Regions from separate parts of the Homo sapiens genome. Here regions 1 and 2 are each linked to region 3. The links are chromatin loops, found by intact Hi-C in ENCODE. Cell type or tissue: HCT116. All regions are shown on one strand.

Region 1 (8,000 bases), 370 kb after region 3:
TTCCTACCTCAGCCTTTCAAGAGCTGGGACTACTACTACCGCCACGCCCAACTAATACCAAGAATTGAAGTTCAGTGTCACATCTACTTTTGAAAATCTTTGGGTGATAACACTATGGATGAAAAGGGTACAAGGTCCCTTTTATTTAGGAAGATCTACTCTAACCACTGCCCACTAATTTAATATTTTTTCAACTATGTTTTTGTAAAGATTGTAAAGGAAATATCAACTTGTCCGCTGACAGTTTGCACTAGTATAAATGGGTAGCTGGGAGAACAGCTTCACTCTACACAGGCACATACACGTGACTGGAGTTCAATATATTATTATATATATATTCGATATATATATATTCTAAAATAATGACATACCTATATATCTATACTGAACACCATCCTTGCATTAAGTTCCTATTTTTGTGATTTGCTCTCTATTGAGAATAAAATATTGCCACCTTGTGGAAGTTAGAAGTTGTGAAATCAGTGCCTTCCAAGTTCACTCAGTTTTGTTCAATTTGATAAATATCAATTTGCTTCCATCCTGTCTTAGATCATCTGCAGGGTATCTGGTCACAAAAATAAGTAAGACATGGTTTCTGCCCACCAAGAACACAATATCACAAGCATGAAGGTGTGGAAACTGTCAAGGATACGCCTTGGACAAATTGCATTGCAAAGGACTGCACCCAGCAAGGTCATGAGGGAAGTTTATGTGGAGTGAATGACTCTTGCCTGGTGGACTACTGAGAAGTAGTTAGGTGGATAAACAGTAGACTAGCGGGAACAGCATGAACAATAGCCTGGAAGTATGAAGACGTATGGGTCTTTCAGAGAAGCAAACATTTCATAGGCTTAGAACTTAAAATTTGGGAAGAGGAAGAGACAGAAGATGAGCTTGCCAAATTATCACAGACTGGTCCCAGAAGGCATAAAATACCATGTTGAGATTGTCCTTTACTCTGTTAAGTGAGGCAGGGAGATAGTTAAGATTTAGTAAATCAAGCCTTGGAAGAGAGGAGCATTGTTTGGAGGCAGTGAGAAAACTATGGTGGATCAGGCTTCAGTTCTATCAGTGAAGGAGAGGCAGGACAGAGGAAGTTACAGAAAGGCCGTGTGGTATTGGACTCACATTCAGAGACTCTCAAATATAGACATCTAATATTATCTTCAAGTGAAAGTATGCATTCAATCTCAGACAAACACTGACAGTTTTGAAAGAACATATTATCAAACAATTTTAAACTTGTATTTCAATATTAGTCATATTTCCCGTAACGCAGTCTGAATTTTTTATAAGCCCTATAATTTTCTCATGAATAGCACCATTTTACTTGCATTGAAACCATTAGTTCATTCAGTTTAGTATTTAATATATATACAGTGATAACTAACTTAGCATTTTTTTTCAGTATGTTAACATACTGAAAGTTTCAGGAAATGAAAATGTTGTAGGCCTTTTTAAAGGGTTGCAGAGGTCTAGCTAGGCAGTGGTGAAAAATTCGAGAGAGAAGAGACTTGAAAAATATTTGTTGAAGATTCATGAGCAGACATGTTGTATATTCATTATAAAGGTGGGGTGGCCAACTGGCAGATTAAAGAGAAAGGAGGAATCCAAATTGACTGCCTGGTTTCTCCTGAAGTGTCTCATAGATGGTAGCACTTTTAGCTGAGGAGGGATGAGGCATGTTTTATAGGGAAAAGAAATAGTTTCATTTTGGGTATTTGGAATTTGAAAGTCTCGAGAGCTAGTCAAATGGATTTCTCTAGCCAGCAATTAAATATGTGAAATTGAAGCTCATGGCAGTGTCTAAGGCTAAATATAGAGATTCAGGAATTATTAGCCTAGGGAAGGTAATTAAAAGTATGAAAATGGTTGAGATCACTTAAGGAGAGCTTATAGCCTGCAAAGAGCAATAAACTCGGGATGCTCCCTTGGGACTCTTCTTAAATCTGAAAGATGTTTTCACACGGGCAGGTGAGTCAACCTTTCTTGTGCAAGCTGTGACTACTAAAGCCATCTTAATTACATGAACATGTAAAGAAAAGGAAAGCAAACCAATAAACAAACTAGGTTTAGAGGAGGAATTTGAAATTCTCTGCTAATTGGTGAAACCAAAATGTCTATCATAGAAGTATTCTAAGTAGAAATATAGCATAAAAAGATTCCATGTAAAGAGGAGGAAAAATAATTGGAGAGCAGGAAATTTGGGGGAAGATTTATGAGGTAAAAGCAGAATTCTTCAGTCAGTTTTACAGTCTTGATTCAGTGTCTTCTATCATTGCCAGAAAACTGTCTAAGAATAAACTTTTCACAGCAGTTTAATGAAGAAAAATGAAGAATTTGGAACTGGCCTCATTTTTATCTATTGGTAATAACTGAGCCAATTTCTCAAAATGGGCACACAAAGAGAGTATTTATGGTAAGCTCAAAAATGACCCCCGAAGATGTTCAGGTCCTAATACCTGGAACCTGTGAATGTTACCTTATGTGATAAAGTGGACCTCGAAGATGTGATTAAATTAGGGACTTTCAAAGGAAGAGATTATCCTGGATTATTTGGTGGGTGGGTCCTAAATGCAATCACAAATTTTCGCATAAAGTAAAGATGGAGGGAGATTTGACAGAGGCAAAGAAGGCCATGTGACATAAGGACATGTAAGCAGAGTCAGAGAAGATATGATCCTACTGGCTTTGGAGATAGAGAAAGGGCCATGAACCAAGGAATGCAAGGTATGACACTTTCTGTAGAAGCTAGAAAAGGCAAAGAAAAAGACCTCCCGAGACAGTACAGGCCTGACCATGCATGGGTGTCAGCCCGGTGACTTTGTAAAAACAGCTTTCAGAAGTGAAAAAAATAAATTTGTCTTGTTTTAGGCCACTAGGTTTGTTGTAATTTGTTACAGTAGCAAATATAAAACTAAAACAGTACTTTGAACTTATAAAATAATTTCACTAGAGATCTTCAAAGATATTCTTAAAAAAAATTTACTTAAGCAGAATTAAAATTATTTAATGTTTTGACAAAGTACAAAATAAAGTCTCAAAAAAAGTTGACACTGTCCCAACCTTATTCTCTGGAGAACACTGATAGATGAAATTTAATCTTGAACTATGAGAGTGACATGATCAGTTAGGTTAGTCATAAGGTTATGGAAGAAACTTGAGTAGACTAAGAGTTGGTGCCTAAGAAAGGCTAATAATTTGTCACCCATCCAAACTAAGAAATGAATAAATATTCATCCATTATAGTTGGCAGAGTCACTTCCATCATGGTAATTTTTTTTTTTTTTTTTTTTTTTAGTTTTTAGTTATTTCTAAGTTCCTGTCTGTGATCAGAGAGGTACCTGATTTTGCCATAATTGGAGAGGTTTATCTGTGAGGTCATTAGAATTATATTTCTGAATTTTCCAGTGGTGGTTTTCAGACTTTGCTCAGGTAACAGAGTAATGGTAGAGATATGAGACGTAAAGTGCACTGATTGGCTCTTCGGAGGGTAGGGATTGTGCTGGCTTTGAAGTAGGAGCTCTGAAAAGGATCTCAAAGATCCTATCAACTTGGCTTTGCTTCCTGATTGCTCTGTATGTGATTATCTACCTGATCCAGATCTCCAGCGTTTTTTGAGGACTACAATCATACCAGCAGGAATTTAGACACATACATCTATCCATACATTCCTTGTGTGTCATATAAGAATTGGATTGAGGGCTTCATGGAAAACTGACAGAGCTATTTACATTACCTGAGATTTTGATTAACAATAATTTATATGATCTCCTCAGAAACATGTTTTGCTTAAATTACATGTCAAGGTATTTATTTAGAGAAATATGATGTCACAAAATATTCACAACTGTTGAAATAAATAGTCTATACAAGTCTTCATTGTTTTGCTTTGCTTTTTCAGATTTCTGGGGCTTTGACAGTTTTCAAAATAAAGCTTGGAGAAAAATTACAAAATAGGGCGTAATGAATTTCTTAAATACACTGAAACTATCGGTGCAGGCGTGTCACTATTACTTTCCTGGTTTGATCACTGGGAGTCATCCAGTTGATACACAGCCTCCTCAGGAAACTTAATTTGGAGAGAAAATAGAGAAGGATTCTCTATGACTGGAGGAATGTGGATGACAGTGTTTTAATAGAATACATGTTATGATAAATGTCAGTCACACACTCATTAACATATTTGTATCTTGTGTTATTTTAAAAATTCTGTGTTAGTCTAATTAAACAAATCTACGCCATTGGTGATAAAGGTATAATGCAAGACTTCCTGCCAATGAGCATTTTAAATTGAGCCCAATTATTGTAATGGGTATCAATAATTATCTACAAAGTTTATTGAAATTTTAGAATGTTAATGTCTGTCCACAGGACAAGGTAACTTATGATAGCCAATAATGAATGATAGGGCTTTCCAATGCCAAAAAAAGATGGAAAAAACAATGTGTGTTTGTAGAAATATATCATAGCCATATCTTGTTCTTTCTAGTACAAAATCTATTCTGTCATCTGCAGATGAACATTCATAGTGGCAAATTTAGTTCAGTTTTCAAAAAAAATCTTTCAAATGTATAAATAGTATGGACTAGCAGTAAACATTTATTTTACTGTGCTCCTACTTTTTTCATTAAATCTAAGCTTTAAAAGTTCTGGGAGTATACTGACACCTAGAGGAAAACAGCTTTAGGTATCATTTATTTCCAGTGGTTCTTACAGCCGCTTGTAGATAGATAAAACTCTCATGGCTGGGGCTTATTTACAATGCTTTTTTTTTTTTTTTTCTTTTCTAGGTAGACTTTAAATTTAGTTTCTATAGGAGTATCTCATAGTAAAAGGTATAGAGTAATATGGAGGAAAGAGAAGGAAAAATTAAGAAACCTCATCCTTTAATGAAATAAGAATTCATACCAAGATTAAACAGTATCCTTGTCACTCAGTAATGCCCTGTTCTGAATGGCCACAGCTACTTTCTGAAGTCAGTAGTTTGAAGATAATTTTTTAAAATAAATTGAAGGCAGATTTTTTTACAAGTATATATTATGCAGTTTATTTGAAAGAATGAAGTTTGTATTGGAACAAAATTATGGTATTATACATATATGCCTAACAGTTTGGGACTTGTTCTATGTCTACACATGCTGTAAGAATTTATTTATATATTTTAAGTCTAATTTGGGGAATCAGAACTAGATATGCATAGTCTGATTTTGCCTCAAATACATGTTCTTTTAGAGTTTAAATTGAAACATCACAGTCACTCAGACACCGAACAGGGAGCACTAAACGTATTGGGAAGGGTTTCAATCTTTCCATGGTAAAGGGACATAAATACAACTTGAGTATGGGAGAGATCTATTTTGAGCTTGCCTCACAAAGCTGTGAAAGCACAAAAGAGGCAGACGGCGCAGCCACAAATGAGGCTACTGAAAGGAATGTTGCCAAACCCAGGAGCTCCCACAGCTATTTGCATAAGTGCTAGCAAAGTTCCTCAGCCGATCTGGTCCTGCACCCCAGACGCGGAGAAGCAGATGAGGCAGCAGATGACCATTTACACTGCCAGGGTGTGTGAACCAGGGAACATCCCCCACATTACTCACTAAGTAATGAGGAGGGGACTTAGATATGTTCCACAATTCAGATGGGCCTGCCAGTTGGCCCCTGAGCTTCATTCTGTGTGATCCATACACAGCAGAGACACTCAGGAGGCAATGCAAATGAATCAACAGACAGCACTGAGGTCCCAGCAGCAGCAGGCAAGGTACTGCCTATGCAACAGGGCGTGATGACAGATAATTAGCTGTGACATGCCCTTCAATGGCAGTGGGATGAGAGTGTTCAGATGGAAACCCGTGTGCAACATGGTATCACGAACCAAGAGATTTAACTTGGGAACCAAGAGATAAATTCTTTTTTTCCAAATCATTTTTTTAAGGAGGTAGCTGGAAAGAGTTAAGTTTTCATTATTCTAGGAATAAAAGTTAAAATTTGTTAAGCAAGTACTACATTTTAGGTATTGGGAGATATACTTACCATTATCACTTCTGATGTTCTAAAAATCACTATTTTGTAAGAACCGCCTTTATTTTACAGATAAAGAAAACAGGCTTAGAGAAGTAATGCAACTTGCTCAAGGACACATTGCTAATAAATGGAAGAGACAGGAAGCCAAACTAGGGCTGTTTGAATATAGAATTAGTCTTATCATGTTGCCTATCACAAACAGATGTTGACTTATTTCCCCTAAAGGAAATTTGATAGAATGTCCTCTCTTGGCCTTTTCTTCTACTCTTTAAGTTTCCCTTATGTTGTTTATATTTTTATGTGCCATTTTTTAATTTCTTCTTCAAAATGTTGAGTTTGTTATTTTAAAAAATCACTCCAAAGGATACTACTGAAACAACTGGAAAATTTGAATATGGGCTATATATTAGAACATAGTATTGCATCCATTTTAAATTTCCTGACAGTTGTATTGTGATTATGTAAGGGAATGCCATTGCTCTTAGGAGGCACATACTAAAACAGGGATAAAAGGTCATAATATCTGCTATTTACTTTCAATTTTGTTCAGGAAAAATGTTCATAATAATGATACGCACATAGGCATGCATGGAGATAGAGTAAAAAAGCAAATGTGCAAAATACTGACAATTGTTAAATCTAGGTGCAGTGTCCATGGGAATTTATTTTATTCTTGCAATTTTTCTCTAAATTATAATTTTTTCAAGGTAAGTTAAAATAATTTTTTTAGGCTTCTCAGGCTAGTTTTGAAATCTTTAAGTGTACATGTACACAGTTAACTGTGATTTCAGTATTTGTATTCTCAGCAGCTGAATGCAGACGATTCCCAGAGCTGGCTAGCCCTTTCACCCTTGTCAGAAATTATCAATGTCTTTGGTCCTGGCATAATCATCTATTGTACGTGGAACCATTTGGGTGATATGCCACTCACTCTTCATTTTGTGGCCCGGAAGGGCTTTATGATCAGTGATCATGATGAAGGGGGATAATGTATACAAGAGAGTTTTAGTCGATAAAGAAGATACATTTTTGTCATTGTTATTTAGTTGGAAATTTCAGCCATGTGGAGATTATTAATCACACAAACCCATTTCTACTCAAATGAAAATTTCATTTCTTCTGCTTTCAAGAATCACATGAACGTTTTTTAAAACCAGAAAAGGAATAACAGGTGTCTTCACTGTTCATTTCAGTTGGAGGCATTTGATGTTCATAATCAACATTTTGAAATATGTTCAAAGGTGCCATCTTGTGGTAATATTCTATTCAGTTTTTAGCAGATATAGTGGCAAAAGTCTGAGTAAATCTGAAGACCAGAAAGAAATAACAATGGAGAAATACATTTTACAACATGCCAGAAGCCTATATTTTGGAGCATAAATAAAAAAGAATGCCAGAGTGTATTTCCATGTGTAATTTACTTATTTAATCAAAGTGCTTAATGACTCTTCTTACTCATTTTGCTAAGTTTCTATTTGAAAGCCATGTCCTTTTTTCTCTTTTCCCCAGATTAGAAGTCTAAATACTTCTATATAATAGGAGAACACATTAAGAATGAACTTCTGCTTTAGTGTTATACATTCTGAAATAAATCATTCTTCACCGAGGTTTCCAGAAGCATCACCTGCTTTTTAAAAATTTTTATTTAAAAAAGTCAAGGCTGATAAAGAATGATCAAGGTCTCCTGCCCCAGCCTTTCCTATACACAGATGACACTTTTTCATACAACTTTTTCAGCTCTTCAAATTATTTCTTCTAATTTTGCCTCTGTTTTTAAATGTATTTTTATCTTTTTAAAAAATTTAGAGACAGTAAGTTTTGATATTCTACCTTGGATGATGAGGACTCAGCTTTTATCATAGCCTTGCTCACCAACATATTTTACTTCATCCTTGCTTACATTTTTCAATTTAGTTATATCATATTTTTGTTATTATTTAATCAATTTCTTTTACTATTTAGATGGAAATTTTGTT
Region 2 (8,000 bases), 390 kb after region 3:
AAGAGCTTTCTATATTTGTAAAAACCTTTCAATCATTTTGAAAAAGAATTCCATCCCTCCACTCCTAGACTTATTTTAAACAAGACTCTTGCTTTACAGACAGTTTTATAAATTTTTTTAATCTTTCTAATTTTTCTTTCTCTTCTTCACAGTTGTTTTATGACACTGATTTCTAAAACGTATTTGCAGGTACAAGGAATATTTAAGAAGGAGGCTAATTGTTTCAGCTTAGCTTTCATGCAGTTTGCAAGTGTTTACATTGACCTATCCTATAATTTTATGGCCACATTTTATCAGAAATGTGCTGCAGGGTAGTTTCCTATTTTTTATTTACGGTATTTCTCTTCCCACTACAATTCAAGTTACTGAGAAACCTTATGCTACACATATTGCAAACAAAGAAAATGTCAGAAAAAAATGTTCAAAAGGTATTTTTCTGGTTCATCAATGACCTTTAAGTTAAAATCTGGAGAACCTTTAACAACTTGCTATCAATGTGAAATAATTATATTTTCAGCCAAGATACACAAGGTGAAGGAATATCTTTCCTTTCTTTCATAGGTGAAAGAAAACTCCACTTAAGAGACTTGCCAGGTTACTGAATAGTCTCCATTTCCTCTAAAAAGTTTACTAACACCCACGGCATTGTGAATAACTGAATAAATACAACTTGAACATTGCCATGTAGTTCCCAGAAGTGCATGTTTAACAAAAGCTGGTTTTGTTAATTCCTAAACCTATTAATTTGAGTTTACTCATTACTGTAATAAAAGTAATCTAGTTAAACAAACATAAAGTGGTCATCATGACTGTAAAACAAAGAGAAGGATGTTGTTTTTATAGTATGTAAATTGAACATTTTGGAAAGATTTGTTAAAGGTGTATGGCTAAAATATTTGCCCTCATATTGTATTTCAAAAGTCACTCATTTATTGTTTCACTTTTAAAAAAGCTGACAGTGTAAATTATAGATTTATGGTTGTCATTATGTATATAAATACACATGAAAATGAGATGAAACTGCAATAACTGAATTCATAACTGATTGAAAACTAACTCTGTCTCTGTCAGCCAGGCTAGAGTGCAGTGGTGTGATCTTGGCTAACTGCAACCTCTACCTCCTAGGGTCAAGTGATTCTCCTGCCTCAGCCTCCCCAGTAGGTGGGATTACAGGTGCCCATGACCATGCCTGGCTAATTTTTGTATTTTTAGTAGAGACGGGGTTTCACCATGTTGACCAGGCTGGTCTCAAACTCTTGGGCTCAAGTGATCCCCACATCTCGGCTTCCCAAAGTGCTGCGATTACAGGCTTATGTGTAAGTTGTTTCTTAAATAATTTTTGATGGAACAAACTATTTTCATCAATTTCATCAATTAATGGTCCTAATTAGGTTGGATTAGAGGACGTTATTGCACACATACACACATAGAAATGAAAGCATGCCTAATGGATACATAAATCAATAGGTAGTTAAGCTACAATATCAGGTTTATGTGCGTTATGAGCTAAAGGCACAAAAGCCAAAATTTAGAATGCTTTCAACCTATGAAAATTTGCGATGTTTTAACCAGTGGAAGCACTTTTATTGTTTGAAAAATAATGCTAGCCTCTCAGCTGCATAGGAAGGCAGAGAAAGAGGCCTTTTAAATAGTATTTTAAAGAATGCATTGAAATGAACTTAAAAGAGATTTCCTATAGTGTGATATAAAAGCCAACATTAACTTTTCAAGTGGAACACAATTTCTATTTGTGAGGGGCCATTAAGTAATAAAAATAAGAACTGTGGATTATGGGTATAAAATTTTTAGTCTTTTGGGATATCAAAGAAGAGCTCTATAAGGTTTTCCTCATTTATATTTAAAAGTAATGAGAATTTATGTTGGAAGATGAGGGTAAGAACAATTTGTGAAACATAGTAGCCATTTTTTCGTAGCAAAAATTAGGAGAGATGATTTGGTTAGTCCCAGCAAATGGTTAAAAATATCATCCTATAATAACTATTTGGAGAGACTTCTTGCCTGCATTTTCAAAGTAGAATTGAATGTCTGGAAGTGACTTGATATTACAGCTATGCTATCCTTATTTTGAAAGTGTTTTTATGCGCTGAGTGCTCAGCTTGAACTGATAACTATGCCATCTAAACAATCCGCCCAGCTGAGCATGCAAAAGGCATATGAAAATGTCTTACCAGCATTGTATCTCCTCAGCCATTCATCAAAGACTGCATCTGTGAAGGTGTGCAGGAGGACAAAAATAGGATCATTTGGAGACAAATGGGTTTGTCCCCCTGTTCCATTCAGGAATAGATGAGCCAAATTGTGAAGACTTCGAACAGCAGGGTCATACTTTCCCGTGGGGTCACTGTAACCTAGACACATGGTAAGGAGGAGAATAGTAAAACTATTGCAAATATTTCACTTTTCCAGGTAATAGCAATGATTATATTGGGAAACAATTTTTTCAAGGCTCGTCAGGCCAATTTTTGCCTTAATATAACAGCACTGCTTCTCTGTACCTATGGTTGATGACATTTGTTTGCTATACCCAGAGCTAGGCTGGTTTTATGCTAGTGGCATGACATTCTAAATGTAGCCTCCAGGTTAAAAATAATGACCTGCAAAGGATACCAGTCAAAATATATAGACACTCTATTTGACAAGGCAGACATTGTTCTACATGGGAATAAAGATAGTGAAAATCTCCAGTTTCTGCTAAAAACTGCTGACACAATTGGGAGAAGAATGCTCTGGTTGTCTTGGAACTTAAGTTGCCAGATGTTACTTCAGCCTCCTACCTTATTTTTGAATGACTGTTAGCACGTTTATTTTTGGAAAACTATTTTTTGTGGGGAAGCTACAATTCCTCAGGGCTTTCTTTCCATCTTTGTGCTAGTTTTAAACATCGGGAAAACCTACTGTCAAAACATTTATACAGCTTTTGATAAATATCTCAATTCCATATATACATATACACACACATATATACACACACACACACACACACACACACATATATATATATATTCCATATATAAGGGAGAAAACAAGGATTGGTATAAGACAGGTCATAAATAAAAATGGAGGGTCTATAATGTAGGCTGTCTAATTGGGTTGAAGGACCAGAGGGTTGAGATCAGGGAATTGTTGTGCATTATAAAATGAAATCAGAATTTAAAATATGTTAACCAGTTCTCTCTTCATCTAAGATGAATTGTATAGTTGTAGCCACTTATTTAGCCACCTATGCATTTTTTCAAGCATCTATTCCATTGTTATTTGACTCAAAAACATTTAAAGATTGTCTGTGATATATATGGAACGTGGCTTGACACTCGTCTTTTTATACATTTTGTCAGGAAATAAGTATAATTGTCTTCTGATTGGGCATTAAGAAGACACAATCTGTACATTTTTTAAAACATCAGTGCTGATGGCCTTAGTTTACAGATTAGCCAAAATATAGTGATTTTTTTTATTGAATCATATTCAAATCAGTGCATTCAGGTAGTTATTAAAATGATCAAAAATAGGTTAATATGGCATATAATTTTGAGACTAAAAGGTGAGAGAATTAAAAATAATTATTAGATTTGTATACCAAGTATCTCTGATCATAGGGCAGAGAAATGTATTTGCATTTTTTGGGGAGATGGGATGCATTAGACATGGACAATGCTATATTGAAGGTAAAAATTTAACAATAACAAGTTTATAAGATAAAAGTAATTATATTCTTTTGAAGACTTTAAATATATATATATATCAAGCATCATTTGGAGGTATCAAAATTTATTATACAAAGACACTGGATTTTGAAAACTTGAATTTGAACCTACGCTCTGTTAGTAACTAGCTGAATATCTTGTGATAGTAATTTTACCTGTTTATACCTCACTTTCCTCAGCTTTAAAATACTTTGTGTGAAATAAGGAAAACCAAGTTAAGCATCAGTAGATGCTAATTTGAATTTGTACAGACCTTTGAAAAAAGTTACAGGTTAATACGGACCTAAATAAAACATATGCGCAAGCAAGGCTTTACTCAGTGTCAACTAATTGTTTGGAATTTTTTTTATTACTCTATTTAAAAAAAAAACTAAACTAATTTAATACACTGTCAAAGTCTTGAATATTGTTTGCCAATGCTAGAGACCTTGATATAGTTACATATTGGCCAGCTAGCTACCAGAAATTTGAATTTAAAAAGTTTTTGGGTGTTTAAGAAATTAGAGCATGATTTCCAAGGGCTTCACCTATAATGAAAAGAGCTTCATGGTTGACTCTTCTTTTTAAGAAAGTTCCTTTTTCAAGCAGGTGTATCATAATAGAAAATCTCATTCACATAAACACACAGGATTAATATACTATTCAAAGCCTTCTCAAAGAAACTTGCTTTTGAATAATTCAGTTTTCTCTGATAACTAGATCTTTTAAAAATACTGATTTCATTTACTTGCCTTCCACTGTGTTTCGGAAACTGTTTGTAGAGTTGGAATAAAAAGGAGGCGTGTCAAATAAACCAACTTCCAAGCACTGAGCGACATCCTGTGGTTCAGGAAGACGTTGCACCATTGGTCTGGCCACATTTCCAGCTGGATTTCTCCTAATTGGCCCATCCTCGGTGCCTGCAGAAAAAAATGGGATGTGGAAACATTTACACAATGTTTGGAGTTCTTATTGTCGCTCTTTAAAACTTTATACATAGCATGAATATGAAATATAGGTTTTCCTTGGTAGAAAAGAAAATTTAAAAATGCATACTTGGTAGCATTAAAATGAGAAAATCTAAGTTACCATGTCCCATTTCTTTGAATCAAGTAGATATGAGATACATAAAAGTATCTGAAGGAAAAAAAAGAATCACACTAACAGATACAGGTGTTGATATTTGTTAAATCAATATATGCTTCTTCCACAAGAATGTATTAAAATGAAAATTCCATGGAAAATTGAATTTTGCCAAAATAATCTCATAAATCTAGTTCTACACTAAAATCTTTATGTCACATATATGTGATATTTTGTATGCAAATGCTGTCTATTTAAACCTTCAGAGAAATAAGGAAAAAAAAACCCTTACATTTCTTTGGAAAGTGATACATATGTCAACCAACACACATTTTTCAACTTTTTCAGCAATTAATGTGAGAAATAATGAAACTTTGTGAAGGGCAGTAACAAACAAAGAACTGTGATACTAGGGATAGATAATATGATAGGAGCCTTAAAGAAGAGAGATGGTGGGAGGGAGCAGGGAAAGAGAGAGAGAGATCCTGCCCAGTCAGATCTCCAGAAAGGCTTTATAAAGAAGAGAGATTTACACAAAGCCCCATAGGATTAAGAAAAATTTTCTTAGGTGAAATAAATTTTACAAGACAAACATTTTAGGCAGAGGAAATGGCAAGAGATGATACACTTTCTTCTGTCTATAACACCCCCTATCTGTAACAAAAAAAAACTTTGTATCCCACAGACTTGGCACAGTACCTGGCATTGAATAGGTGCTGAAGAGTTGTTTGGTGCCTGTCATTATATGGAAAAGATCATGTTAGCTGTAAAATAAACAAAAAAAGGGGGAGGGCCTGTTTGGGAAATAGTTTGCCTGGAGTATGTGCCAGGATAGTAGTGGACTGTAGGAAAGAAAAGAAGCTAGACCAGAGCTATATTGTGAAAAAAAAATCAAGTATCAAGATAAGAAAGTTATGTGTGATTTATTAGGAAGTGGAGAGAAGTCAAAACCTTAGATGGGTGGGAGGAGAGGTGATTGGTTAGGAAAATTTTGCATCATTCTGTCCCAGTGGTCTCCAGAAAGGAATATATGTACCGTAAAGGGACAAGCAAAACAATCCACTAAGCTGGTGAGAGATAATTTTACAACTTCAACTCATATTCCTTTTCCTTCATTCAGAAAGCCTCCCATGTTCTATGCTTTATAATTAACGTAATAATCAGAACCTGTTAAGTTAGCATAATGAAATTTAAATAATATGTAACTAAAACATATGCCTCAGGTGGGATTGGAAACTATTTATTGAGTGTACATTATCACCCAAAACTTTCACCATCACTAGCTAGACTATCAATTCAAGCTGATGTTTTGGGGATTACTGCTCAGGAAGCTATCAATAAATCCCAAGAAACAAATATTAATTACTTGAGTTTCAAAACATTACATTCTAATTTGCCCTCACAGAGTTCCATTGTAGAAAATGCTGACAGTAAAGAAACTAGTTTATATAAAAAATAAACCAGTTTGTTTTTTATTCCAGTGATTCTTAAATTTGTTTGCATATGGACAAACTCTGCCATTGCACCTAACATCCTATGGACCAAAGTCCTGTGGAATTTCCACATAAAAATAAATGGAAAGTTGCCCATGTCTGAAGAAGAAAATATATTTGAGAAGTACTGTGAATAAAGAACAGTGTTTTTCTATGTTGATTCAAAGATGGTATTTTGGTGGCTGGAAGAACGTTAGCTGCAATAAAATATTAACTATTTTCAATCCACCAAGTTTGGCGCATTAATTTTGAATATTGGAGAAATACTATGCAACAAGCATGTGAAGACATGGGTATGGAATATTTAAAGAAAGAAGGTTTTATCTAAAGGTGGAAACGTGTGGGTCTCCAGTAAAAGATGACGAATGGAACTACAGAAATGGACAAGATCATTAAAGAAGAACAGTAATAGAAGAGAGAATTGTTATGAAGACTAAATAGGATACTATATCAATGCATTTCATACTATATCAGATACATAATATATGTTCAATAAAATGATAGTTTTTCCCTTTCCTTTGCCTTATAAATAAAATGTCTGCCATTTATCTCTTGCAGTGAGACAAGGGATAATCTTAAAAATATTTTAACCTAAAATAAATATTCTTCAATTTGTCATGAGACTATGTGTCTGAGTTAGGAGACTTGTTATATTAATTGACAAGAAAAATTATGATGAAAAGAAAATCTCTTCCTCTTTCTTCCCCCTCCTGTGCTATGATTGCATTCACTCATTTAAACTGTGTTTTATTTTGGTATCCAATCATCAGGGTGATTGGGAAATGTCTAGAAAACTCTCAGGCCAAAATACAATGGCCTGGTCACAAAGAGTATAAACATTTTGGCATCTGCAGACATCCTGATCCTCAATTTCAGTTCTCTGCCACAAGGTGGGATCATGCATTCAGCATACCAAACAAATACAAATTTATTCTAAGTTTTAAACTTCTACAGAGGAAATTTTCATATATTATCACTTCTCTTATTCCTATACATTGCTAAATAATCTAATGGTGAAAATATGTATCTAATTCCTGCTGATTTATTTAGAGTATTTCTTATTTAAGTTCATAAAATAATACTTGATGCATAAAATAATACATGTAGAATAAGTATGTGGTGATTATAATAAGAAAACAAATTCACATAACTCTTATTTTTATATGGAAGAACAATCAAAAGAGCCATACATGCCTGAAGAAGAAAAATAAGATGAGGTAGGGGGTGTCTAATAATTAAACCTTGTGTTACTACCACAGGCACAAATAATAATATGATCCAAGGAGGAGAACAGAAAGCTCAGGAAGAGATCTACATGTGGCAGAAACTTGACCTGTGACAGTGGTGGCATTCAGATCACTGGAGAAAGGATGCTGGGACAACTGATTAGGCGTACTCTTACTGTGTTCACTTTGGAAGAGCTGGAAAGCAGCTAGGGGGCAGACATCAGTACAATATACTCCTTTTCTGAAAACTATCCCCCATATCAGCTTTTGTTTTCTAACTTTATAACTGCAAGCATACATTTGGTTTGCTTCTTTTCTTTTTTTTCTTCCCAGGGCATTTCCAACTTTTTGCCTATTTTTCACATTTTCTTAGGAAACATTTTCTGTGAAATTCCAACACAAGACACATGACTTCTAAGTAGTGCTAAGAAAACTAAGAGGATTAGTTTATACAACTAGACATTTCCAAAATAAGAAAGTTAGCAAGATATTGA
Region 3 (8,000 bases):
TGCCCAATTACTGCATACTGCATGCCTTACAGTTTCTTTTTTCTTTTTTCTTTTTTTTTGTTGTTGTTGTTGAGATCGAGTCTCACTCTGCTGGCCAGGTTCGAATTCAGTGGCACAATCTCGGCTCACTGTAACCTCCGCCTCCCAGCTTCAAGTGATTCTCCTGCCTCAGCCTCCCAAGTAGCTGGGATTATAGGTGTGTACCACCATGCCCGGCTAATTTTTGTATTTTTAGTAAAGACAAGGTTTCGCCATGTTGGCCAGGCTGGTCTCAAACTCCTGACTTTAAGTGATCCACCCACGTCTGCCTCCCAAAGTGCTGGGATTACAGGTGTGAGCCACCATGCCTGGCCTACATGCTTTACATTTTCAAGTGTGGTCCGCCTGCCCTGCATTTGTCATTGTTATCGTCTGCCCACGCTTTGAATGAAATGCACCTGGGCTTTATCTGAGTTTCCCCTCCTGCTTGCCAAGCCTTTGTCTGGATTTGGCGGGCAGTTTGCCGTGGCGCCCTGTGCTTTCCACTGACCAAGCTGCCCCTCTTCCCTGATGGGTCCCCTCCTGTTTCACTGGCCACACCTCTCCAGTGCTTTATCAGATGGGTTCTATCACTCCCAAATATTTAACTCCCAACATGGGTTAAAATTTTATAGTTGAATGAGACAATTAAGCACTACTAATGTATTCTGATAAAATGAAGTTACATGGAAAAACTAGTGTGTGTGACGCGCTAGATGCTAATGTTTGAGGAAAGCTAGGCTTAATCAGAGCAGGGTGATGAGCAAAACACTTAAGATTTTGAAGAAAATTGTTGGCCATGTTCAGATGCTTTAGAAATGAAAAGTACAGGTCTTTTATGCATCCTGATTTTACTTCCAAATGTGTGGTTTTTATTTTCTTTGCGCTCCATGTATCACTGACAAAACTGGCTTAGACCAGTTGTTTAATCATGCCACTCCTGGCTCAAATGTGTCTTAGGCACCCCACTGCTTAGAAAAAACAAGTCCACATTTTACTTAGTACTAGAGGCACCTACAACTTAGCTTCTAATGCTCCAGTCTAATTCCTCATTTTTGTTCTAAAGAAGCTCTAGCTCCTTCATTCATTTTGCCATTTTCCAAACAAGATTGGCATATACTGGCCTCATAGTTTCGTTTAAACTTACCGTTTTCTGGGATGACCTTTTCCTCAACATATTCCTGGTTTATTCATTCTTCAAGGCTGAGCTCAGACTCCTTATCCTTCAGAAAGTTTTATGTCAAATGAGCTAATAGGTGTTAAAGTGTATCTTGTCGAAAGTACCTGGAATATAATGAACATATAAAAATAGTAGCTATTATTAATCAGAGTTCATCTTTCTTTTTGCGCTCATAAATTTTTATCTCTGGAACAGTATTTTTCAAATGTTTTATATTACTTATTAAAAAACAAAAATCTATGCTCCAAAAATAAAGTGTTGGAACACTGGTTTAAACACAGTTAAAGAAATTTGTTTTGACAGACTTATCAGAATGTCAAATATAGCAATATATCGTAAATCTTCACTGGGGAACAAAAATATCGAGAGAGATTCAAGCTCCAAGGAATACATTTTTGGGAAACACAGCTATACCACACCAACTCTGAACTGATAGAATTATTTAGCCCCAGAAGGACTGGGGCTCCTTCGGCTTTTTACTTCCATAATGTGTAACAGATGTGTCACAGAGCAGGCTATAATAGTTTTTTTTTCTTTTTAAGTTAGCATGTTGTATAGTATATTTTTCCTACGGAAACTGGACAGGAGTTGAAAGCAAGAAAGGGTCAAGAGGATGTGTTTATTATTTTTGAGGAGTTAACTGAGTTTCGAGTGGTGAAAAGAAAAACCTCTGTGTATTGTCCAACATGCAGGAAGCATGGAGCTGGAGAGGGAAATATTGGGTCAGCTTTTGGCAAATCCACTAAGTTACAACGAAATAATTTAGTTGATATTGGAAGGTTAGAGTGTAAAGTACAAGCCAGTCCTCTCATGGTCAAATATGTTTCTAAGTTGGCTGTTCTTACTCATTAAGTTCTTGTACATGGGTGTATTTTTATATTCCAATTACCTGTTATCTTTCTAGCTTGTTAAATTTGACCAAAACATTGATTATATATACTTCGAGCCAAGAATGCTATCATTCCAAACTCCTTAATAGGCTTAAGAAGTTTTGATTTTCAATACAATTTAAAAATTTATATTACTGAAGAATTTAATACAACCCCCTAATTTTATAGATGAGCCATCTTTAATGTTACCAATAATCTATGGTGAAACTGGGACTAAAACTCAGGTTTTCTGATAATAAGTGACTTTTAATTTAAGACAAGTATTTGAAAATGTTGGTTTTTTTCAAGAATCCAATACTTAAATAATTTATAAAAGTAGCTTATCATGTTAGCTTAATTGAAGGAAATTAAACAAGCATTAATCTTGTACATTTGAAGTTGGTGAAAGGAGATGAATGAATAGTAGCAAATTATTACCATTAATTTATTGAGCTGTACTCTGAAAGTTCCGACATTAAACCATTAGAATATATATAGAGAGAATATATATTAGAATACATATATAGTTCAGACATTAAACCATTAGAATATATATATATTCTAATGTATACAAATTTCTAGCAAGAAGCTACCTGAAATATTTTTCAGCTTCAACTCTTTCCTTAACAGAGTAGGAAAGTGTGGATGAACAATTTGCTTAGCAAGTATTAAAGTTCACTGATTATTACATCATATCTGTGATTTGGAGCTCAGTTAAGTTTTATCTGTTCTCCCCATAGCAATATCAGGCAAATTACCATATCAGTTTATTATTGTGCCAGCTACTAAATCTTGTGACAACTACATAGAAACAAGACTAAACATAAAAGATATTTTGATTACAATTGTGTTTACTGTTGATACAATTCTCTATACAAGCTTGATTAAATGTTTATGTTTGTATAATAGTGATTGTAATATCAAGTTACCAGGCAGAGCCATTTTGTGGATAATTTAATATTTTGTGCACTTAGAAAAGCATGTGTACATTGTATAGTCAATTGGCATATATATGGTTATAAAGCACATTCAGTAAATGGAAGTGCATTGCAAATGGATAAATTTAGATTAGTGATGAACATCATTAAAATGTTTTTATAAGAAGATGCAAGTTCCATTTATAAGGAAATTTTAGTAATAAAAAAGTAAGGATTACCCTACACGTTTTAGAGAAGTAAGTGTAGCAGATGAAATAGCTTACACCCACATTAAAACATGTGGAACACCCCAGGAGCATCAGCCATTTAGATTTCAACAACCAGTGCTCATCTGTGCACGCACAGTGCAACAGTGACACCACCGGGCCAGCTTTCTCAGACTTCTGGGGCTTTTCAAGGTGTTAAAAGGGAACTAGATGCTCACAAGAAATGCAAGAGATTGGGGGAAATGTGCAGACGATTAAAAACTCTGCTTTTAAATTATTGGGGGGGAAAAGAATCTTTCCAGCAATACTTTTAAAGTGCTGGTTCTGTGTTTGATGTGTTTTCCTCATTGACCTGAGTAAACAGAGAAAAAATCCGATGATCATTATGACTGATGAAGTAAACGTGGCTGTTCCTGATACTTCAGGCAATGTTGTCACTTGGTTGAACACCTTCCCATTTGGTTAAAATTCTCCAGGGAAAAATAAACCCACAAGAGAACACATGAAAGCCAGGAAACACCTTAATCTTCTTCTGGAATCCAAACACTAGAGGGCAGTAGAGTCCATGCTACTTCTGCTTTGTTCTCCTTTATCCGTTACCCTCCCCGCGCTCAACCCGCCCCTCCAGCTCCCACCCTGTCCTCCCCCTGATACCGCATCTTTCTCATTTCTTCTGAGTAGCTCTAAGAACTTTTCAGAAAAAGTAAAAGTTCCAGTACTTTTACTTCCAAAGTACTGGAGCATTACATTTTCTCAGAAACTTGTACAAAAGTAGAAAGTAAGATACAACTTTTTCCAGATTTGAGGATGTGGTTATATTCTTTTTGCTTCCATGAAAATTAGCTGTTTTTTAAAGTACATGTTTTGGGCAAAAAGAAGGGTATCGCACAGGCTTTAGTGGTTATTGAAAAAATTAACATCAAGCACTAAATCAATGAATTCTTAAGTCAACTCTTAAGGAATGCCTCCATTTGTAAAAATCCAACTTAAGGTGGGAAAATATAAAAGTGAAAAAGCCAGGCTCTTTGTATTCAGAACAAAACAACAAAAAAAAGAATTCTATATGAAGAACGTAAAATAATAGCTACAGGAAGTACTCAACACTTCTTAGAAGCCTGGCTTTTCATTGATATTACTATTTAGTATCATTGCTGGAATTTCGAAGAGAATAATGACCTTTTTAAATACATTTTTCCCCCGATTTTCTTTTTCTTTCTGTCCTCTAACATAAAGTTTTTATTTCTGGGTAAATGAAATATTTGGTTGAATTTTTTTTTTGATGTAAGTTTAAATGGATTTTGAGAGTGCTTATTTTGTGTTTTATTCAATAAAGTTATGTTGTAATACTTCACTGATAAAAGTAAAATCAGGCCGGGCGCGGTGGCTCACGCCAGCACTTTGGGAGGCCGAGGCAGGCGGATCACGAGGTCAGGAGATCGCGACCATCCTGGCTAACACGGTGAAACCCCGTCTCTACTAAAAAAATACAAAAAAAAATTAGCTGGGCATGGTGGCGGGCCCCTGTAGTCCCAGCTACTCGGGAGGCTGAGGCAGGAGAATGGCGTGAACCCAGGAAGCGGATCTTGCAGTGAGCGGAGATCGAGCCACTGCACTCCAGGCTGGGCGACTGAGCGAGACTCTGTCTCAAAGAAAAAAAAGAAAGAAAGAAAGAAAGTAAAATCAGTTTTCAAGTTTCCGTTTCCAACTCAGTGACTGTCACTGCAGCCTTCAGCATTTTGTGCATAAATTTTCCCCTGAAGAATAAAAAGTAACCTTAGCTGGTATCTTTGGCCTTGAAACACTCAGAATTAATTTTTTCTATAAATATAGAAATGCTACTTTTACTTACTGAAGAATGGAATGCTCTGGAGACATCTTGAAGAACTATGAGGCCTCATAATGAGATTTCCTTAGAAAACTCAATTAGACATTGTTAGGCCTTAACCTATATTTTTGAAAGACTATCTATTCGCAATAACAGTGCTGTGCATAGAGTAGATTCTCAATTTTTGAACAACATGAACATCCATTGAGCATATCCAAATTCCAAAAACTATGCTAGGTACACTTATCCCTGCCTGATAGGGGCTAAAAATCTCTAAATTAATAAATAGTGTTGCTAAGTCTAAGATAAATTAAGTTTAACACTCTTATGGTATTTGGCTATTTTTTTGTAAGATCTCCACTGTCCTGACAAAAGTCCTGCCTGACACATACTTATTTTTTTTTCAATGACAGGCATACCTCAGAGATGTTGCAGGTTTGGTTCTGGACAACAACAATAAAGGGAATATTGCAATAAAGTGAATCACGTGAATGTTTTTGGTTTCCCAGTACATATAAGTTACCTTTACATTATGCTGTAGTCTACTGAGTGTGCAAGAGCATTGTGTCTAAAACATGTATATACCTTAATTTTAAAATATGCAATTGCTAAAAAATGCTAACAATCATTTGAGCATTGAGTGAGTTCTAATCTTTTTCTGGTGGAAGGTCTTGCTTCAATACTGATGGCTGCTGACTGATCAGGGTGGTGGTTTCTGAAGCCTGGGATGGCTGTGTCAATTTCTTAAGACAACAATGAAGTTTGCCTTGTTAATTTGACTATTCCTTTCATGAAAGACTTCTCTGTAGCATGTGATACTGTTGGATAGCATTTTAGCCACAGTAGAACTTCTTTCAGGATTGGAGTCAATCTTCTCTAACTCTGCCACTGCTTTATCAACTAAGTGTACATAATGTTCTAAATAACTTGTTGTCATTTTAACAATGTTCACAGTATCTTCACCAGGAGTGGATTCCATCTCAAGAAACTGCTTTCTTTGCTCATCCATAAGAAGCAATCCTCATCCATTCAAGCTTTATCATGAGATTGCAACAATTCAGTCCCATCTTCAGGCTTCACTTCTAATTCTAGTTTTCTCACTATTCCCACCACATCTGCAGTGACTTCCTCCACTGAAGTCTTGAACTTTTGAAATCAACATCTTCCAAAAGAAATTGGAGTTTGGAAGAAACTCCAAATGGTCATATTTTGACTTTCTTCCATGAAGCACAGATGTTCTTAAGGGCATCAAGAATGGTGAATCCTTTCCAGAAGGTTTTCTATTTACTTTTCCCAGATCCATTAGGGAAATCACCATCTGTGTGTGCCTGTAATCCCAGCTTCTTGGGAGGCTGAGGCAGGAGACTCGCTTGAACCTGGGAGGCAGAGGTTGCAGTGAGCCGAGATCGCACCACTGCACTCCAGCCCTGGTGACAGTGCGAGACTCCATCTCAAAAAAAAATAAAAGGAAGAAGAAGAAGAAAGAAATCACTATCTATGGCAACTATAGCCTTACAAATGTATTTTTTTTTTTCAATAAGACTTGAAAGTCAAAATCACCCTTTGATCCATGGGCTACAGAATGATTATTGTGTCAGCAGGCATGAAAACAAACAACATCTCCTTGTACATCTCCATCAGAGCTCTTGGGTGACCAAGTGCCTTGTCACTGAGCAATAATATTTTGAAAAGAAACTTTTTTTTGGAGCAGGTCTCAACAGTGGGCCTAAAATATTCAGTAAACCATGCTATAAACAGATGTGCTGTCATTCAGACTTTGTTGTTTCATTGATGGAGCACAGGCAGAATAGATTTAGTATAATTCATAAGAGCCGTAGGATTCTTGGAATGGTAAATGAGCATTGAGTTCAACTTAAAAGTCACTGGCTGCATTAGCCCCTATGAACAAAATCAGCCTGTCCTTTGAAGCTTTGAAGCCAGGCATTGACTTTTCTCTAGTGAAAGTCCTTGAAGGCCTCTTCTTCTAAGATAAAGCTGTTCCATCTACATTAAAAATCTGTGGTTTAGTGTAGTCACTTTCATCAATGATCTCAGAGCTTCTGGATAATTTGCTGCAGCTTCTACATCAGCACTTCCTGCTTCACCTTGCCCTTTTATGTTATGGAGATGGATTCTTTCCTTAAACCTCACGAACTAACTTCTGCTAGCTTCTAATTTTTCTTCTTACGCTTCCTCATCTGTCTCAGCCTTCACAGAATTGAAGAGTTAGGGTCTTGCTCCGGATTAGGCTTTGGCTTAATGGAATGGTTTGATCTTCTATCCAAAACACTACAACTTTCTCCATATCAGCAATAAAGCTGGTTAGCTCTCTTACCATTCATGTTCACTGGAGTAACAATTTTAATTTCCTTCAAGAACTTTTTCTTTGCATTCACAACTTGGCTAACTGGTGCAAGAGACTAAGCTTTTGGCCTGTCTTAGTTATCAACATGCCTTCCTCACTCAGCCTAATCATTTCTAGCTTTTGATTTTTTAATTTATATTTGTTTTTATTTTAATTTCTTTTTAAAGACAAGGTCTCACTATGTTTCCCAAGCTGGCATGCAGTGGCTGTTCACGGGCGCAATCATAGCACACTGCAGCCTTGGACTCATGGTCTCCAGTGATCCTCCTGCCTCAGCCTTCTGAGTAGCTGGGACTACAGGATGTGCCACCTCTCCTGTCTAGCTTTTTATTTAAAGTGAGAGACACACAACTCTTCTTTTCACTTGAACACTTAGAGGCCATTGTAGGGTTCCTATTTGGCCTAATTTCAATAGTGTTGTCTCAAGGGATGGAACAGCCTGAGAAGAGGGAGCGAGATGGAGAAACAGCTGATCAGTGGAGCAGTCAGAACACATACAACATTTATGGATTAAGTTTGCTGTCTCATATGGGCACAGTTTGTGGTGCCATAAAACAATTACAATTGTGACATCAAAGATCACTGATTACAGAACACCA

The links. Hi-C counts contacts between places; a loop is a spot of excess contacts. Peaks named below come from ENCODE experiments on the same cell type or tissue, not always from the same donor. Only the 100,000 strongest peaks of a DNase experiment are listed, where the experiment ranks them.
Region 1: it touches region 3 in a loop (8-fold over the local background); 81 of 110 quality-filtered maps call a loop at or near these places.
Region 2: a loop joins it to region 3, with 6 times the contacts of the local background. A loop is called at or near these places in 38 of 110 quality-filtered maps.

Annotation. Positions count from the first base shown.
Region 1 is chr9:12,716,309-12,724,308 of GRCh38, reverse strand. All of the region lies in intron 3 of LURAP1L-AS1 (LURAP1L antisense RNA 1), which reads left to right. Among named protein-coding and RNA genes, the nearest start is that of TYRP1, 27 kb to the right of the region's middle. In HCT116, CTCF peaks have their summits at 496 (motif pointing left), 4,669 (motif pointing left) and 7,263 (motif pointing left); DNase peaks (open chromatin) are centred at 472 and 4,668.
Region 2 is chr9:12,698,895-12,706,894 of GRCh38, reverse strand. TYRP1 (tyrosinase related protein 1) reads right to left here. Exons shown (of 8, transcript NM_000550.3): 5 at 4,457-4,624; 6 at 2,190-2,369. It overlaps LURAP1L-AS1 (LURAP1L antisense RNA 1), which reads left to right. Exons shown (of 4, transcript NR_125775.1): 4 at 6,269-6,896. Among named protein-coding and RNA genes, the nearest start is that of TYRP1, 9.5 kb to the right of the region's middle. In HCT116, CTCF peaks have their summits at 4,554, 7,169 (motif pointing right) and 7,732; a DNase peak (open chromatin) is centred at 4,544.
Region 3 is chr9:13,084,695-13,092,694 of GRCh38, reverse strand. No RefSeq gene overlaps it. Among named protein-coding and RNA genes, the nearest start is that of SNORD137, 120 kb to the right of the region's middle. In HCT116, a CTCF peak has its summit at 3,757 (motif pointing right); a DNase peak (open chromatin) is centred at 3,744; H3K27me3 peaks cover 1,666 bases.